Linked DNA regions of Homo sapiens: regions 1, 2 and 3 are each linked to region 4. The links are chromatin loops, found by intact Hi-C in ENCODE. Cell type or tissue: IMR-90. All regions are shown on one strand.

The links. A loop is a pair of places that touch in the nucleus more often than their neighbours do. Peaks named below come from ENCODE experiments on the same cell type or tissue, not always from the same donor. Only the 100,000 strongest peaks of a DNase experiment are listed, where the experiment ranks them.
Region 1: it touches region 4 in a loop (3-fold over the local background); 29 of 110 quality-filtered maps call a loop at or near these places.
Region 2: it touches region 4 in a loop (12-fold over the local background); 18 of 110 quality-filtered maps call a loop at or near these places.
Region 3: it touches region 4 in a loop (7-fold over the local background); 29 of 110 quality-filtered maps call a loop at or near these places.

The regions. Positions count from the first base shown.
Region 1 is chr5:82,163,695-82,168,694 of GRCh38, reverse strand. It overlaps ATG10 (autophagy related 10), which reads right to left. Exons shown (of 8, transcript NM_031482.5): 4 at 4,158-4,296. Among named protein-coding and RNA genes, the nearest start is that of RPS23, 110 kb to the left of the region's middle. In IMR-90, a CTCF peak has its summit at 2,588; DNase peaks (open chromatin) are centred at 2,614, 3,624 and 3,944; H3K27ac peaks cover 340 bases.
Region 2 is chr5:82,105,011-82,110,010 of GRCh38, reverse strand. The region is part of intron 3 of ATG10 (autophagy related 10); the gene reads right to left. Among named protein-coding and RNA genes, the nearest start is that of ATG10, 140 kb to the right of the region's middle. In IMR-90, a CTCF peak has its summit at 2,541 (motif pointing left); no DNase peak of the experiment used is centred here.
Region 3 is chr5:82,171,939-82,176,938 of GRCh38, reverse strand. All of the region lies in intron 4 of ATG10 (autophagy related 10), which reads right to left. Among named protein-coding and RNA genes, the nearest start is that of RPS23, 100 kb to the left of the region's middle. In IMR-90, a CTCF peak has its summit at 2,120 (motif pointing left); a DNase peak (open chromatin) is centred at 2,648.
Region 4 is chr5:82,223,661-82,228,660 of GRCh38, reverse strand. All of the region lies in intron 5 of ATG10 (autophagy related 10), which reads right to left. Among named protein-coding and RNA genes, the nearest start is that of RPS23, 52 kb to the left of the region's middle. In IMR-90, a CTCF peak has its summit at 2,894; a DNase peak (open chromatin) is centred at 2,820; H3K27ac peaks cover 152 bases.

The DNA.
Region 1 (5,000 bases), 60 kb after region 4:
CTGTTTCTCCATGAGCATCCTTCAGGCCTACAACAAGTGGACAAATCTTTCACATGAAATATTTAGGCTACATTTTTAATTCTATACCCTTTTTTCCTGGGCCAATAATAGAATGGTCTCCATAAAGGACAGCCATTCCTTTGCTGAATGGAGGAAAAGATTCCTCCTCTATTCAAATGCAGCCCTGCTGACTAATTAAAGAAATATGTCAAAACAGCTCCCAAGAAGAACCCATATGTCATCCAAAGAATTAAATGTTTTGAAAATAAGAAGAACCACTTGGTCCATTTTTCAATAGAGACTGAGAACAAATGAAAAGAAAGAGATGAATCAGAATTCAAGATGAAATAAATATAGAAATCTCTAGCTAAATGTAAGGAGAAAATATTTAAGCCTAGGCCTCTGGTAAGGCAAAAGGCCATTATGTATGTGCCTAAGGGTTTTACCACCTTTGTAACATTTGCCACTAGCTTTTGATCAAAGCTGAGCCCTCAAAAGGGAAAATGAGACATAAAAAGGTCAGGGAATAAGAATGGTAGGGAATGGATAGAAGGCTTTGGCATGATACAAAAAATTCTTTAATATGGTATGCTTCAAAAACAGTGGGAAAAAAAGAAAAAAAAAACAGCATGCACTTGAAGATGTCAATGCTTTGTGGGAGTGGATTTACTAAACTATAAGGCACTATTCCAATGTAGGCTATTTATTATTACTCAACAGACGTGCAATTATGTCTCACCCTCTCCTGAGTGACAAAGGGTATTAACTGTGTCCCACCACCTCTCCCAAACCTACAATGACAAAAGTAGTTAGAGAAAAACAGAACATTGGGATGGAAGGGCTTATTTCTTCTCTTAAATCCACGTTGCCCACTTGGTAACTGAGCTCCTGTACACCAAAGTAGTAGAAATGAGAGGCAGAAGCAGAATGCTGTCTCAACTTGGCTGTCTGCCTTCAAGAATTAAATAAAAATACGTGTTTATAGAAGTGGAACAGCTGCTTCAGCTAGTTTGGATACCCACTTTTGAGTCCTCAGGATGTTCTATTTTTCTAAGTCCACTACTCCTATAGTCTCTGAAAAGTATCAGACTAAAGAGTAAAGATACATAGATGGTTTGGGTCTTAGGTCTCCTGGAGACAACAGAATTACTTCCTCTTTCAAAACCTGGCATAGCAGTTGAAGTAGGCACCATCACAATGTTTCCATTCTTGGGCTGTATTTTTTAAATGACTAGAAATTCTTCTTTATCGTTTCACTTAACAAATACTTGATGCTGTGCCACAGCTGAATAAGCCATATATATACATACATATATCTTATACATGTATACACACAAAGCCATAAATAAAGCTTCTCACTTTGTAGGCACTCAGTATCAATTTCCTTCACTCTTGTTTTTATCTTGAAGCTCTATGTTCCAGCATATCATTTTATAGATATAAACAAATATTTCTGCTATAGTACAAATTGTGATATAATAGAATATATGATATGATATGACATGACATGACATGGGAGCGACAAGAATAGATGGCATGTTAACTGAGTCTTGGGCTACTAGTAATTGGCCTGGTGGAAACTGGACCATATAAAGAAAAGGAATTCAAAGTCTAAGGGATTTGCATTTCGAGAACCAGAGTAAAGATTTCTTCTGAAATCTAAACAAGTTGATACAAGAAAGGGTAATGTAAATTTAAATGGAAACTATTTATTACTTGTTTTGCTTTTCCTTAAAAAAATAGGTACAGGGAGAAAATTTAGAGCAAAGCAGAGAAATTAATTTGTACTAACAATCAAATGCAAAAGAAATTATAAATATCTGTCAAAAACAAGGCTAAGTGAACTATTTTTGAAGCAACAACAACAAAAAAAGACCCCTGGGCAAGAAATTTTACAGTCATCCTCTTTCTAGGTCGGAACTCTCTTAGAATGAGACAAAGAAAAATCCGGGCCTGGAATAAGAGGAAGACATTAGGAATCCTTTCACCACACTGACAGAGATTTGTTTAACAAACAGATGAAGGGCCAGAGTAATCAGATATCACAGGAAAAAGTAAGGAGAATAAAAAAGACTGGGGGGGGAATAAATGAAAAATTGTGACTCCAGAGTAAAGGTTGATACATTTTAAAAATATCCATGAGGTTAAGTTAGGTGGAAAGAAAAAATAAATTATTAGAATATGATAAAGGAAAGAAAGAACCATTCTTCATGTTTCTCCACCAGAAAACATTCAGTATGCTGCACAAAAATTAAATTTGATATTTTAATGTACCTGAACAAGCACTAAATGAATTCTGGGCCAAAATAAAATTTTAAATTCCTAATACCCACTCTACACAACACAAAGCAGTGGTGGTGGGGGGCGAATGCTTCTACATAAAAACAAATGACTTGTTTTGGTTTACCTTTATAAGGCATAAATGGAGGGCATTGTAAAAGTATACAAATAGAAGCCAAGAATGTTAATTGTGTTTTTTTAAAAGAATAGAAAATCGTGAAGAAAGGATCACAGAAACTACACCAATGTCATTAAAATATAATTGGACTTGCAGGAACAATTACTGTGCTGTACTGTAAGGGGAGCTGTTGGCACATAAGAGCAAAGCACACATATGAGCTCATCAGCAGGCCTTGGCAAGACCCACTTCCAGCTAGAAGCAGTCATGTTTCAACACCTCTGATTCCCTAATGCTGACAAGCTAAACAACTTGTTTTGTCTCTGGGAGCTCTTCTCTGGTGATTAACTGCTTATGGTGAATACTAATTATATGAAAGTACAGTATTGAAGAAGTAATGTCTTATTTCCTCTACCTGCAGCCTCGACTTGTCTCTGAATCTAGAAGGCAGAGCCATTGCAAACCAGAACCAAGAAAGACATTTTCCTCCCCCTGAATAAACAAATATATCTCCTACTTTTTAGTATAGCACAGCTCACTGACAAGAAACTTCCTTTAACCTCTGGGCTCCAAACCAAATATAATTACCATAAAATGAGTGTTTTAAAGGCTTGTAATAATTATATGGATAAATCCACAGCAAGAGTTTGTGAATTAGTGAACTATCAGTGTCCTCCATTCCCCATGTCCCATGTTGAAAATTTACCCCAAATTGTCAGTTCTTAGGAACTGCACCTCAGATTAAAATCTTCTCACCAGGGAGTCTATGAGAATTTCTTCTTGTGTTTTAAATCCTAAGTGCTTGTTAAACTGCCAACACTGCAAAATTAGAGACCATTAAACAATATAACAGCAAGTGATTAAATCTACCAAACATACATTCAAGCAGCTTAAGCTACTTTTGAATTAAAAATAAAATATCATTGGCTAAATTCAGATGTCTTAGCTATCCAGAAAAAAGTCAGAAGGCTGTTCAAAATGCACAATGCTGCTGATAAGGCCAGATACAAAAGGAGAAATAGGGCAAGGGGTTGGCTGAACAGGAGGCTCATCTTGGTCCCTGGGCCTGGGTGGCAGCACATCCCAATGCTGACCCGGTTTAGGCAGTGGACTCTAAGCGGGAAGCCATGGCTGTGCTGCAGAGTGAGGACGCCATGTGGCTGCTGATTAAATAAGCTTTATTAGCTAAGGCCTCCAAGGAGACAGGGTATTCCACCTTCTTGGCAGGGGAATGAGTTGAGTAACAGCATCACAGGAAGCTAAGGCATTGGAGATGTATAGATGGCTGAAGGAAATGTTAGTGCTATTTTTAAATACAGCTTAAGCTAATTGATAAACATTTCTTAAAATAATTATTAGCTTTTGGGGAAGGAGGCACAGGAGCTTCTGAGTTAATTGGATCATCTGAGATTAAAATAAATTTTTACTGTAAAGTTAGAAGTAAATAAACATTGTAGCTTTAAGTTGTTCCTACTTGTTTAAAGTAAAGAAAAGAAAAAGGGCCAGGGGGCTTAGTCAACTTCAGGCAAAAGGCCAAGAATCTGAAGATCAGACTTAAGGCTGAGATGATATCATTCACGCTGAAGTCTTGATACCCTTTCTGAAGCATGAGAAAATTTAGTGGTAAAACCTTACCTCACCCACAGTTTTCTCATTTTTAACTCTATTTTTTTTCCTCTGGAGAATAATTTTCCAAATATGCTTTTTGCTTTATATGTAAATGTTATAAATTTACTTTTAGCTTCAGACATGTTCTTACCTAAAAAGCTTGCCCTAAAGTAAAGTACAGGCACTTGGTAGCTACAGGAATATAAGACATGATACTCATATTTAATCACTTCGGACGCTGCTGCAGTTTCAATCACTTCACAATCATCCAAGGGTAGCTCGAAAGCCTCCTAAAAAAAAGCAAAAACAAAACGAAAACGGGTTTCTTAATAAGAAAAGTACTAACATGGAGAGGAAAAGAGGAGATTTTCTTCTCACAAAATAACAGTTAAATAAATATAAGGCTATGAGGCAAGGAAAAGGGAGTTTCCCATATTAATGTTTAACATTTGAGTCCTGGGTAAATAGTAAAACCAGAAAACATTAGCATTAAGTAATTCCAGATTGTTTTTGAGACACAAAGAGGCTCTGGATAAAGAAAAAGGAAAAAAAAATCTGAAAAGATCTATTGCCTGAAAAATCTTTACTGTACAATTTTAGCAACAAGATGATGGCTATATAAGCTACCTTCTTCCCTACCTGTGAAAGCTAAAAACATCCTAACAATTGAACAAGAGGCTGTGAAATGTCCCTAAAGATTCTATTGTACTTGCCAAAAGATGATTCATTGTGTGCTGAACAATTCCCAGTTCCATTTTGAATAAGAAAGTTATTTTGCAAGAGGTTGAATTTGTTAGGTATATTTCAAAACCTGAGATGATTCTGTTTTCTTCATTATTGTGCTATCTTTGGTATATTTCTACAATAAATCTTGATTTATAATAGAGTAGATGGCAAATATTAATGTCAACTTGAACAGAGTTTTGTAAGCAGAGATGATGATAGTCATCTCACTTCTCACCTGATCATTTTTTACTGGTTGATTTTTGTGTGT
Region 2 (5,000 bases), 120 kb after region 4:
AGAACATTTGGACACAGGAAGGGGAACATCACACACCAGGGCCCATTGTGGGGTGGGGGGATGGGGGATAGCATTAGGAGATATACCTAATGTAAATGACGAGTTAATGGGTGCAGCACACCAACATGGCACATGTATACATATGTAACAAACCTGCACATTGTGCACATGTACCCTAGAACTTAAAAGTATAATAAAAATATATATATATATTAAAAAATAAAATAACAGGCATAGTATGATCAGCAGATCAATGGGGGGAAAGAAGGAAGGGAAGGAGCGAAGAATTAGAAAGGGAAGAAAATTCTATTTCTGGTTATCTAATGTATTGTGGTTATTTGAGGGGTAACTTTTTAATCCCTCTTTTGCATTTGAATTTTTTATAGTGAACATATATCATTATAAAAAATAGTGATTTTTTTCTCTCATAAAAAATCAAATAAAAAGTAATAAAGACAAGAAATCAGGCTTACAAGAGCATTATACAGCTTTTGGAAACTAAAAAATAAGTTTGATCCACAAACAACTCTCTTGGATATCAAAGTTAAGAGTTCACAGATTTCAGCCCAAGGTGTGAGTTCTCTGGGATCTTTTAACTTCTCATAAACTGAGTCATGAGGCGGAAGTCTACTTTGTATTTTAGTGCCCAACTAAAGCTCTGTGCATATTTAGGAAGTCTGGTCTCCTGAGTGAACAAATCTAATGACCTCTCCTCAGTTCCCATACTGTCCCCTACAACAGTTGATTCTGCGATGGCACCCTCTTTTATACTCTGGGCAAAGGCCTTGCACACAGCAAGAATGCAAATATTTGCTGATTGAGGAACAAGGCATTCCCCTGACCACTCTCATCTCTGTCAGAGTTTGTGCAGGCTCCTTCTGTCTCTTATTTCTTACCTTAGCCTCCTATATGTAGTCTTCCACCAAGGTTAGGCTCTCATTTCATTTCTCTTCTTAGTCTATACACTTTCTCTGAAATATATCATCGATTCTCAAGTTGTAGCTCTGACTTTTCTTCGGCTCCAAATCCAAAATTTAAAGTATGTGCTACATATTTCTATAAGATTGCCTTCAGGATCTCAAATCTGACATGCCAAAATGGAATTATCTTCCCCCCTATGCCTGTTTCCCATCCCACTCCCCTAGCTGTTCCTTCCCTTACATCTATGGAGGCAATGGCAACACCATTCCTGCTTCCTGGTCACATAGTCACATAGACTGAAAATTTGAGAGCTATCTTCAACTCCTTTTTCTGCCTTGTGTTTAAATATTTTATACCTTTGTAATGTCTCTGATGCACATTCCATCCTTCCTATCAACACTGACATCATATAATGCAAAAACAGCATAACATGATAAAAAGAATATCAGGCTTAGACTCAAACAACCTAGAATTTGAGTACCACCTCAGCTCTGACTATGCTATGAGACCTCATATACATATTACTTGACATTTTCAATATATATCTTCAAATCATAGGATTATCTTGAGGGATATATACACACACATATACATGAGATATATACACATGTTATACATACATATATACACATATATACATATATGATATGTACATAAATATTATATAAGAGCAGTATTATTGCATATACTGTGTGTATATATATGCACATATATATAGGTGTCTAGGGTTCTCTGTAGATACACAAATATGTATGCATGTGTATATATATGTATACTCGCAAATACAAATGAAAGGTATTACTACAACCATTACTCTTATTATTATCCACGATGATATAATGTCTGACCTTACCTAGTATAAAAATGTCTAATCTTTAATCTCTCAGTTCTCCAGGCAAGCTTTCACACTGAAACAAGTATTATTTAATCAAAACATTATTTGTTTCCTCGAAATGGTGTGCAGTTTGCTCTCCTCTGACAACAGAATAAACTCAAAAGCACTTAGCACGGATTTCAAGGTGCTCCATTATCTAACTCTACCTTAGCATTCTGACCTCACCTCCCAGTACATAACCCCTCTATCAACCAGGTTCTATCTAGCCTCAGGCCTAGAATTGTCTTGCTCTAAGTATACCCTGCATTCATGCTGCTCCATTCAGTCTAGAATTTCCATTTTTGGAAACCTCTTATTCAAAGTCCAATTCAAATGTCACCTTCTCCATAATATCCCTATTTGTTTTTTATTAAGAATTAGCCCATATTCTACCTTTATTATCCTTCTGCATTGTAAACAGAGGATATTTACATTTCTTTCTCTCCAACTAAATTATAAATTATTGAAGAATAGAGACTGTGGAGTATTCACCTTTGACTCTCCATCACGCATCAAGTCTTATAAACAGTAAGCATTTACTGAATGTTTATAGAATTAAATTGCATAATAAAGCCCCTCAAGTCTTTTAATTTCAGAGAAGTTAAAACTATACAGTAAAAATGTAAAATCAACAAATTATTCATTGTAGACATTTTTTAATGCAAGTGAAAGAAAATATTTTTAAAATACATTGTAAGCTTTAAGGTAAACAAAAATATTGTTTGGTGCTCCCTCTGCTGGCTTTGCAGAAGCAACTTAAGAATGTTGAACAATAACACCACAAAGAAGTAAACATCAATTCAGCTTAGCTGCTCCCTTTATCTCCTGCAAACACCCAGAGTAGAAACTTTCCACTGAGTTCTTTTGGAAATAATCCTACATGTAAAAAGGTTTGTCTATGAAATTTGTTTACAGGGACAAAACTGATCTTAAAATTTTGCTGATAATAATCCTGTCAGAATTCTTGTTTATACCTTTGTTTTCTAACTAAACCACCGACTTTATGTATAAACAGTTTTAATTTTTAGCTGAAACTGTTGAGAAGCAAAGTAGAATAAGATCTTTTTGCTTTCTATTTAATCTATATATATATTTTTAAAATTGATTAGGAACATAAGAGGTTAAATTCTTCTTGTGTTCCTAAACAGAGTTATTCTGAGTACCCTGAAGGCATTTAATTCCAAAACAGGAAGCCAGAGAGAGGAACACTTGGTTACACTAATGTTATGCAGATCTTTTGGAACATATTTTCCTAAACACTTGCTGAAAGAACCTTTTCTATACTGCATGCTATCACATGAAGTTGGAGAAGGGTCCCACGGATACCACAGTACACTGACTGCTCAAATTGCCCCTTATTACTTCTCTATTTTTCTCCACTTATCTTACTTTAAAATGGCCATCTGCTTGCTCATAGAAGGGGGTAGGAAAATCAGGTGGGGGTCAGGGAATGTTTATTCATACACTATAGTTTAATTGTTTTGCATAAATGTGTATAAGAGCTATGATATAGCTTATGATAGTCCATTGTTAAGAAAATGATACCATAGTAAGATTAACCTGAGACCAGCAGAGGCTGTTAAAGATTGGTGTCCTTTCTAATAAATTCTTGTTTTATATGCTTTTAGCTCTACTATAAAACCTCTGTAATCTAAAACATGTTAAATGAGATCTCACCCTGGTAAATGAAACAAAGAACAATGGTAAACCACAGGCAAGTGGAAAAGGCAGTGGATTCATGCAGTTCAGAGGTGTGCATGCTGGAGCTACCTCTGTTACTGAGCAAATCACATAACACTGTAGGGCTCTATTGCCCAACCTCTCAAATACGGCTTCATACCACTAGAGATGAGCAAGCTGCTATGATCCCGTGACTAAACAAGTGAACTAGAAAGGTCCACTTTAAGTTACTGAGGTAAAAGATGGTAAAATAACACCAAGGTGGGTATATTTTTCATACGCTGTTTGATCTTATACACCATTTCAATGCCATTTTTAAAAATAGCTCTTTTTCTTACTTTCTTAGTTAAATGCAGTTATGTTTTAAAGAAAGTAAATGATTACTGAGCAATTACCCTCTATGCTGGAAATTAAGGTTTCATGCACATTCTTGATTATCCATAAAAATGAAGTCTTGTAATATTAAATGCAACAGTTTAGTCAGAAGAAGCCAAATAGGAAAAATAGTCAATATATTTGATTTGATTATAGTTACTTTCAAACAATGTATAACAAAATTAATTCTATTCTTAATTTTTAGACACTAAAAATTGTTATTGAAATCAGGTATTTGAAAGTCAAAATTGTATTTTTAGTCCATTCTGCATAGCTTGGAAATCATTTTTTCCTTAAGAAATCTCCATGTGAACAAGAACAAGGGTTTAGCCACTGCAGTAAGCTACTATTGGCATTCTTGTGCCGAGATTCTTGACTGTTAGCCTCTGCAACTGACAAAATCAAAGCCTGGCTGGTGACTGGGTGCCACTCTGTTAGGTGGGTGCCATAGGACAATGGCAGCCAGGCACAAAGGAGTGGGGAGAAAAGAGTCAGAGTACAGAAGGGTATTCCCAGACTCCCTCTGACTCATTCAGTAAATGGCAACCTCTAAAATGCTGAGCTTCTGTTTTTGAGCAGAGCTGTCAAATCATTAGATTTGTTTTTGGAATTTCAATTCATGAATATGTCCTCTAATGTTCAGAGGGCATTCTCACTGAAATATACAGTTACATATATGACTGCAGCAAAGAAATTCTTACATCCCAAAAGATTTAACAGCAATTCTTCATCAAACAATGATTCATTCCACTTTAAATTATCAAATGCTCTATTCCAAATGATACAACAAGGTTTCAGAGCTGTAAATTAGCTGGCAGACAATATCTAAAAAGACATTTTGAAGTGTGGAAAAAAATATTCAGAAAATGTGATTCATTTTCATTTAACATAATATAAACCCAATGATGAATGAACACAGGAAATTTACGATGTGGTTTATTGCAAAAAGGAAACAGTAGTATCCAATAAAATCTATGCTTTTTGCATTCCTTACAGTAATCAATTTACCCTATTAACCAATACCAGTACAGCAAATTACTGAACAAGTTCTGTAGAGAAGAAAGCCATTAACCAGGCTCCCGCTTTGTTGACGTCATTATGTGCAAGTGTGTGGTAACATCAAACACTGACATTGTTAGGTGTTCGCCAC
Region 3 (5,000 bases), 52 kb after region 4:
ACTTTTCCTCAACCTTTATTTTCAATAAATAGCAATAGAATATTTTGATACATTTTCAATAAGTATCTTCATCTTGGCATTTATCTAGCGGCAGGAGACCATTATCTTGTGATAAATAGTTTTATTCCATTGACATTTCCATGTCTGTAAAATGAACAAGATTTATTCATCCAATTAACATTTGAATGTCATGTTTAGCTACAAGTTAAAAACAAGCTGCCTTCAGTATCTGTGTTATATTGTTTTCTGAACACATTTACAGAGTAGGGCCAAACTCTGCTCTTAAGCACTATGCATCTTTGAAATATGCAAATGCCATGCATGCATATGTGTATGTGTGTGCGTGTGTCTGTGTGCGCATGCGTGTGTGTGTGTATTGGTGTGGGAAGAGGCAAATAAGATCTTAAGAACTTTAGTGTCAAATAGTAAACTAATCAAATTACAGAACGACATGCTTTTAAAATAATTTTTACACGTCAAAGTTAGAAGTAAACAAATACCTGTAGTAGGATAATAAAATGTTAGAGCTAGTATAACCACTAATTTTATAAATAGGGCAGCCAAGGTCTTACGAAATATGTATCTGCCAAAAGTATGCAGCCGGTTCATGACTGAACTGAAGTCTGAATCCAGATCTCAGGACTCACCAATGCTCTTCCTGCTGGTCCACGCTGCCTCTGAGGGCAGAGGCACTGCAAATGCTTTACAAATATTTACTGAGCAAATGATAAATGATGAAAAAATGCCTTCCTTAACTTTATTTCTATTACCATAAAGCTTTTCAGACCTAGAGAAGAATGCTGGGTTTCATATCTGGTAATCAGTAATGATTTTAATTTTATTCCTTAAAGTATTTCAGGCAACAATGTAAGTATGGAGTAAATGGTTTGGATAGAAGTTAATTTTAGAAGTAGATGTTTTATATAATTGGGCACCTACTATATGCCAGGCATCTGTTCCAAGCCTTTGTGATACATCAGTGAGCAAAACAATCATCCTTGTTTTCATGGAGGTTACATTATGCCTTGGGGTGTGTGTGTGTGTGTGTGTGCGTGTGTGTGTGTGAAAATAAACAATAAACACAATAAACAAGTAAACTGTATATTATCTTAGGAGGTGATACATACTATGGTGAAAACGAAAAGTAAAGCAGGCTAAGAAGTGCCAGCCAGAGGTGGGTTTGCAATTTTAGACTTTAGTGAGAAAGTAACTTGTGTGCAAACACTGGGAGGCACAGCGTTCCAGGGAGAGGTGCCAACCAGTGGAAAGACCACCAGGGCTGGGTAGGGGATCACTAGCACTACATGCATATCACTAACATTCGTCACTTAAAGCCAATGACTAAAAAAAAACACACATAACTTTATCAAGATATAATTCACGTACATACAATTCACCCATGTGAAGTGTACAATTCAGTTATATTCGTAGAGTTGTGCAATCATCACCTCAATCAATTTTAGAACATTTTCATCACCTTAAACAACAACAACAGCTGGGCACAGTGGCTCACGCCTGTAATCTCAGCACTTTGGGAGACCCAGGTGGGAGGATTATTTGAAGCCAGGAGTTTGAGACCAGCCTGGGCAACAAAGTGAGACTCCATCTTTACAAAAATGTGGCTATATAGGGAAGGGCAGAGACAAGAGGCCAGGAAAGTATTTACCTCAGTGGAGTCCTTTAGCTGCAATCCCAATGAGGCCTGGCAAAGCTTTATTTCTTTTTCTTCAGAATAAGCACTATTTTCTTCTCACCCCAACTTTCTAAACCAACTTGCTTGCTTTTGATTGTTGTAACCAGAGCTTTGTTTGAAAAGTAGACTCTTCAAATGAGGAAACCAATGGAAAAATTGGTAATATAACAGTGCAAGTCTGTTATACATCCACAATGATGCAACTGGTTGAGATGGCTTAGACAGTCGTGACCTCCATGAATACCCTCTCCAAACCATGGTCTCCAACTTCCAAAATCTAACCCCCTTAAAAAAACTGAGGAAGGTCAACAAGCAATTATAATACCATTGTTAAAATATCTGCTTCTTCTAGGCCCATAACGGCTATCTCAAGGGCCACTGCAGTCTCTTTAGCACCTATTGAAGTTCTGTGTTTGGCACCCCCTGCTGGTGGCATGCTAGGCCTGGTGGGACTACATGTTTTTAAAACAAGCATATCAGGTCTTAAATATTCAAAAGACCACTGTTCCTCAAAACAGTCACCTAGGGAGGTTACCTGATTATTCAGCAAATTCAACCAATATTTATTCCAACAATGCTGTAATTCTGTCAATGGAACTGCCTTTGAACTTTTGAACTGCCTTCAGAGCCAGACAAGTAACTAATTACTTACTAGTCCCAAATAGGTTTAAATCAAAGGAAAAAAAATTATACTTATTTTATTCCATATATTTGCTTCCAAATGATTTTGTTGTCGCCAAACAAATTCACCTTTAATAAGTAACCATCTTCCAACTTCTAGCCACAAGGACTGGAAGAAGTTTCAAAACCAGCAGTTCCCAAAATATGTTGAGTAATCAGAGTATGGTTGGCAAAAGTATATAATTTTGCTTTTCCTCTGTGTCTCTGCAAATCTCTCCAGTTTCTGCTGACCACTTACACTGTAAAAGGTCTGGGTAAATATAGCTTTGTCTCTATGACAACAATGACTTAATGAGGTATGATGTGGTTTCTGTTCCCTAAGCCTTCGTCACTGGTTTGCCTAGTCACAGTTCACACCTTCATCATCAAAGACACACAAAAGTTAGTTTTTGAGATCTTTCATACAAAAACAAAAGATCTAACTTAATCAGCAATATCTTCAAAATCGTGGCATACATTATTAATATCTAAAATGCATTCAAATATGATCGTGACTAATTATTTCAAAAGCAAAATGGATACTTGAGAAATCCCACTGAAACAAACTGGGATATTTATATATGTATAAAGAACTGCATCATATAAACAAAGTAGAAACCTGAAGAATGTTGTACATATCCACTTATTTATGAAAACTGAAGACTCAAAACTTAAAACACGGACATAAATACTTGGTTAAGTACATAAAACACATTATTATGTGCCTGCATGTTCAATTCAAAGTATCTTCAATGAGAAACTTTAAACCATGTTAAGAGAGTCTATTTTTTTACATCTGGCCTCAGTCAGAGGAGACATAAGCATACTCAATCAACAACTCCTTCGTTTCAGATCCAAGATACTCAATCGCACCAATTTTAACATGCTTAGAAATTTCATTAGTCACATTGAGGCTGTGTAGCTCAGTAAAATCTCTTGAATACTTGAAAAAGAAGTAGAAGCCAAAATAATTTCAGTAGTAACCTACATAGTGAGCATGGTAAATTGAGGTCATTTATATAACAAGTGTTTATTGAGTGCCTACTATGTGCCTGTATCACTTGGAATGATAATACACATTTAAGCTAATGGAATGTTCTGTCAGTAATCTAAAGTGTCAATGACAAAAGAAGAAGAGACATTAGGTGAAAAATAGAATAATTAAAAAGTACAATCTTTAGCAACTGCCAGTAGCATTTAATTTGACATTTTCATATAAAATCTCTCAATTGAATAATAACCCACATGTCAAGTAATCTATATATTACTCAAAATGTGCAGCTTTCTAAATTAAATTTCTCAGGGCTATTAGTTTTCATGAGCCAATAACAGCATGAGATATTTCACCAGCACTATCTAACTCTAGTGCAAGCACGCTGGAGTCACCTTTATCCTTATTGTGCACGGTTTCACTAACATTTTTTAACTCCTAAAATGAAGACTAGAGAGAGTACAAATAATTCAGAGTAAGTTTAAGAATAATGTTCTGAATGTGGCCATTAGAAATAAAAAGGAAAGAGTAGATTTTTCACAACAAAAAATGTCATTATTCAATATATTGTCTTCAACATAGCTTTGAAAGATATAAAAATTCATGTCATACTCCACAGTAAGGCAGAGATGAAGCTCCACCAAAGGGGAAAATTCATTTTTGCTTCAGTGAGAAAATTATATTGTGATATGAAATGAGTGCAATTGTTCACGTACATTCATTTCAGCTACTATACTGGCTAATTCTGTAACTTTTATTTATTCCTATAAGCATTTTAGGACTTTGTATCTTTATTGGGCTCAAGAAATCTAAATGAAATTCCAAAAATATGAACTATGGCAACTTTCTTTTGCTTGCATATAACATCAATTAATTAATTTAACCTATATGGTTCTTAAATTTCAGTTATTTGAATGAAAGTGTCATGTAGTGAAAAATGGGCTATAGAGTTTAAGTCCCAACTCTACAGTTTTCTATGTACCCTTGAATAAATAATTTAACCCCTCTGAGCAGTTTTTGTCTTCACATGAGGGTAATAATAGTTACTACCTTCTAATTTTATTGTGAAGATCTAGATATATAATTTGGCTAGCATGATTGAAAGGCACTAAGTGTCAAGCACCATTTCCAATATAAGCTCAGGATCCTCGAAACTCTGAAATCAGTATTATTGCTAACTCAATTTTTTTTTCAGATGATGAAAGAAAAGAAATGGCAAAGTTCAATAACTTGCCCAAGGTCATAAGGTTAGTAAGCAGCAGAGCTAGGAATCAGAACTAAAGTTTTCTGACTCTAGACCATGCGCTTTTCACCACTACATTATATGTGTTTCTGTGCACAGGAGTTCTTTGTAAAGTGTAAAGTTATACATGCATATTAGTTGTATTGTTCTTGTTGCTACTATTACTAGTGGTCCCCATCAACACTGCCTAACCTATGAGTATCTGGAATTTTCCCTTTCATGATTTTCTTCCCAAGCCTGGCTCACCCTTTCCCCTATCACTCATGGACAAATCCCATGTCCAGCCAAGGCCTCTCTTGATCACCACAGCTCAAGGTAGTCATAGCTCTCCAAGCCCTGGTGCCTTTTACCTCTCTTATGGTCCTTAACATATTCTACTTGTTATAGTGAATTTCAGACCTATCTTGTGTTTC
Region 4 (5,000 bases):
ATTAATATTACATCATTATCTTAAATGCATTCAATTGAAAATAAACATCCATCATCATTCACTTAAAAAATATATGCAATACAATTGGACATTTTATATATTTCTCCTTGAATTCATATCTCTATTGTGCTCCTCTCAAAGAACTTCATCCTAATGTATATTTTATGCTTAAAAGCTTTTTATTGATCATCTTCTCATAACCAAAAAAATAGAGAGACAAAGGAGTTTATGTTTTAAAATTTCCTGTGGCCATTTTGTTCTATGTTAACTTAGATGTCTGATTGAGTTGTCATAATCATTGCTAGTATTCAATTGATCAAAACAACATAAATATATTATAAAATTTGATAAGCAAATATATAAAGTAAAATATTTTTGGAAATCATGAGTTAATGGCATTATATAGTATTGATACATACTTTTAATAGTACATACATACTTTTTTTTTTTTTTGAGATGGTCCCACTCTGTTGCCCAGGCTGCAGTGCAGTGGTACAGTCATGGCTCCTTACTGCAGCCCTGACCTCTCAGGCTCAAGCGATCCTCCCACCTCAGCTTCCCGAGTAGCTGGGACTACAGGTTCATGCCATCCATGCCCAGCTAATTTTTGTATTTTTTGCAGAGGTGGGGTTTCTCTATATTGCCCAGGCTGGTCTTGAACTCCTGGACTCAAGCAATCCACCTACCTTGGTATCTCAAAGTGCTGGGATTACAGGCATAAGCCACTGCACCCAGCCCATACATACTTTTTATATAGTACATGCTTTTATTCATATGTGTATGAATCAATTTAATCCCCACAATAACCTATTATTATAATCCCCATTTTATAGATGTAGAAACTAAGATAGAGTAAGCATAAATGACTAATCCAGGTCACAGAGCTAGCAAACTGAAGAACCTGGATCTATGCACAGACCTCTGACACAACAGCCCAAGTACTTAACCACTACCCTATATATCCTGACTTAAAAACATGAATTGGGGCCAGGAGTGGTGGCTCATGTCTGTAATCTCAGCACTTTGGGAGGCCGAGGCAGGCGGATCACCTGAGGTTGGGAGTTCGAGACCATCCTTGCCAACCTTGGTGAAACCCCGTCTCTACTAAAAATACAAAAATTAGCTAGTTATGGTGGCAGGCGCCTGTAGTCCCAGTTACATGGGAGGCTGAGGCAGGAGAATCGCTTGAATCTGGGAGGTGGAGGTTGCAGTAAGCCAAGATCGCACCACTGCACTCCAGCCTGGATGACAGATAGATCCTATCTCAAAAAAATAATAATAAAATAAAATTTTAAAATATATATATATGTGTGTGAATTGGGACCTGGGGATACCTTAAATAAAGGGGTTGTCAAATTTCTCCTTTTTCAGTGCCCTGGCTAAGCAATATGTCATGGTAAGGGATGGATGTCGGATGTCAGATGTCTTTCTTTTGTACACTGGAAGAAAGTAAAAAAGGGGAGGGGAACAAGGAAAATCTCAACCACAGGTGCCTTCTCAAGCAGATGGATTTTACAAGAGGGGGCATATAGGAATAGAAGATCTGAAAATTAATTCCTTTAAAACTCTCATGCCCATGTATCTTTGGGAAGTCTTCATCAACCGCCAAGGGTACACATACTCCAGGTTGAATGCCATTGGTTCACATAATCTCTAATACAATACAAATTAGAGAAGATTTTGTGAAACATTTTTAATGCTTTAGAAACAAAATTTAATTAAAATTTAAATTATTTTAACCCTTGAATTTTAAAATGGCAGTTAATTTCAATAATTTGAAAGGATACAAATTCTAAAGTGTAATAGGATAGTAATAAGCATAATTATAATCTGCGTCATAAGTTTATAATGATTAGATGTAATGCATGAAAAGATAGCAGGCCTGTAATAGTGCTATGCATAAAATGCTCCCTTCAAAATCTTTATTTGCATTTCTATTACTGAAATCATTTCCTAATAATGAAGTTGCTATAAGAGAAGCTCCATTACTAAGGAATCACTGTTACAGAAACAATGTTATTAAAGTATTGCTATGTACAGAAACTTTTATTAGGATGATACAAGTTATATATCATTGTAATAAAGCTTCCATTATAATCCTAATTGCATAAATCTGTGTTTGAGTATAGCAATGCTAGAGCTGTAGGACTTTTAATAAAGTATCAAAATAATCTTTTGGTAATAGGATTGTTTGAAATACTAATACTTCAGGGAAGACTGAACTGAGTAATGGGTGATGTTTATTTCACTGACTATACATAGTCTACCAAGAATTAGAAAGAAAAAAAAAAGAAGTAAAAAGAACCCTCATGTACCTAGTAAGATGCAGTGTGGAAATGTATGTGTTGAAGCATATTCACCAGCTCTCTTTAACGTAACAACTACCTATCTCCAATTCACTCATTGGTACAAGAAAGCAAGCTGCTAATATGGGCATTTATAACTGTGGTAATTAAAAGGTTTGATGTTCAGATCTACAGAGAGCTGGCAATCAAAAAGTTAACACACTTACTTAAATATGCCCACAAATACACACACAGTCACATCTTGGAAACTGCCTGTTATAAAAACCAGTAAAGAAATGTGAATTTGGGGGAGAGACAGACAGAGAGAGAGAGAAAGTAAGAATAAATATGAATTGACTTTAAAGGGATGAATTCTTCACCTTCTTCCACTAAAGAAGTTAAATACGTATAACTCACTCTAAGATGCTACTCTATATTACATATAAACAATATACCATAGTGATCCATCTGAGTCATAGCTAGAAGTTAGTATCAGACTTAGGTTCACACTAGAGAATGTTAGCATAATTCTCCAAATGTTTGTTTTTGCATTTGCTCTAATGGAGTCAAGTATTCCCGTTCCCTCTAGAAGCATTTATAATGTTGACCACCAGAGACCGCCAGAGAGCCATCCATCACCCGGTAGGCACAGAGACACTCCTTAATGTACCTGCCATTGTGGAAATCGGCAAGGAAGGCACCAGGCTGTCTGTAAAGGGCTTTGGCATCGGTTAAGGCAGCAGAGGCCATAGCCAGTAGCCCTGTTACAACCACATTCTCTGTCACATAATGAGGTCAAGGCCATTTTGATTTTGAGACCATTCGTGGCTTGCCTACAAAGCAGCAGCTAGATGGACTTGGAATCTGCTTGGAAAGCAAAATGCTTTTACCTTTCCAGAGAGCATCTCCTTTCCTCTTGACCTGCTTTCCAGATGTGATGATCTGCAAACAGCTGGGTGGGGTTAATTTAGAACCCAGGAGGTTCATTTTCTCTACTGACTTAAATGATCGAAAGCAAATATGTGCATTCCCCTAATGTTATGGTCCCCAAATATTTGTATTACCTGAGGGATAGGTATAAGATTTTTTGACCACACAGTCAGTGCTGGCATAAGTTATTTTTCAGGAGTCTAATATTCTTTCATTAAATATGATCAACCCAAACTACTTTGCACTGACACAGTGAGAGACTCTTATTTCTGAAATACCCATAAAATTTGAAATTTCTTCACTTGGGAGTGTGTGACATTAAAAGGGTGCAAGGACTCAATTATCCTATTGGTCAACTAAATACCTGCAGAACAGGAGCACCAAAAATATTGAAGAAATGTCAGCTTCCATGAATTTAATTGGAAATTTGAAATCAGACAATTTTGAAAGAAACTAATTTAATTTCAGCATTCATGTAAGTTTGTAGTTTATAATACATAGATGTCCTTATTTTTAATACATGGGAGGCAGACACCCCAATCTTTTAAATCAGGCATTTCAAGGAAGGTCTAACTTCCCCTTGTGACAGGAATATCATCCTTACTTCAAAGTCTTACACCAAAGTGGTGAAGATTTAAGAGGCTTGAATAAATGTTGACTGATGGATTTCTTTAGAAACTGAATCTACTTTCACTGGCCTCCATTCCCCCACCTTCTCCATAAGCATTTTGTCAGTATTCCTCCAGCACAGCTTTCCTTTAAACACCCTCCTTTCACTCTATCTCCTTGAAGACAATCACTTCCACAGTGGGCTTTCACAAGCATCTCTTTCCCTCCAGCCTGCCAGAACCTCCCACCTGCTTTCCTTTGTTTTAGAGCCTCTATTCTCTCCTTCCCCCTGCATGCAAATACCCGATTCATAGTCCCAACTACTAATTTTATGCCACTCCCTTGCTCAAAATTATTTCTAACTACTCCCTTGCTTCTTAGGTAAAGCTGAACCTTTTGGGGGCCTGGATCCCTTTCAATATGCAATGAGAGCTATGGACCTCAGAATAATGCATAATGTATACAGGCTTTTGCCCATGTTGCATGTGGTTTAAATAAACCCTGAAGCCTGGGTATTTGTGACCTCTAGGTAAAAATCCTAAACCTATATAATAAAGTTTCAATTGCATGGCCCTCTACTTGTTTTCCCTGCAGGCTGGCACAAACTACTTTTCCAGCATTATCATCTATCAGACTGCCCCTAATCACAGAAAAGAGTGGGGGCTTCATTAAGCACCTACCATGCCCCGGACTATTCTAAGCCCTAAATACATAGCAGCAAACACAACAACAAAGGTTCTACTATTCTCATATTCTGTCGACCCATGGTCATCCTTTGCCTTGTCACACCCTGGCCGACTGCTGGTTATTTCCAAAGGTATGCAATCCTTACTTTTAGAAGGCTGGCTTCACATGCATTTTATATTCTTGTTCTGGTTTGCTCTCTAGTCACAGGATGACTAGTGTTTCCTCACCTCTGGGTTCATCCCCCTATCTCGAATACTCCCTCATTTCCTTCCTCATCTACCAAATATTCTAAGATAGTATCAAGCCTCTCTCTCTCATTCTCAAATCTTTCTAGAATCATTTCAGTTCATAATAAACAAACTCTCTACTTAAAATTTCTATCAGTGACCTAGCACTTTATCATATATATGTGCCTGTAACATCTATATAAGACTATAAAGGTTGTTTCATTATGTAATTTTTTATTATTGATTAATTCTTCTGTGTAAT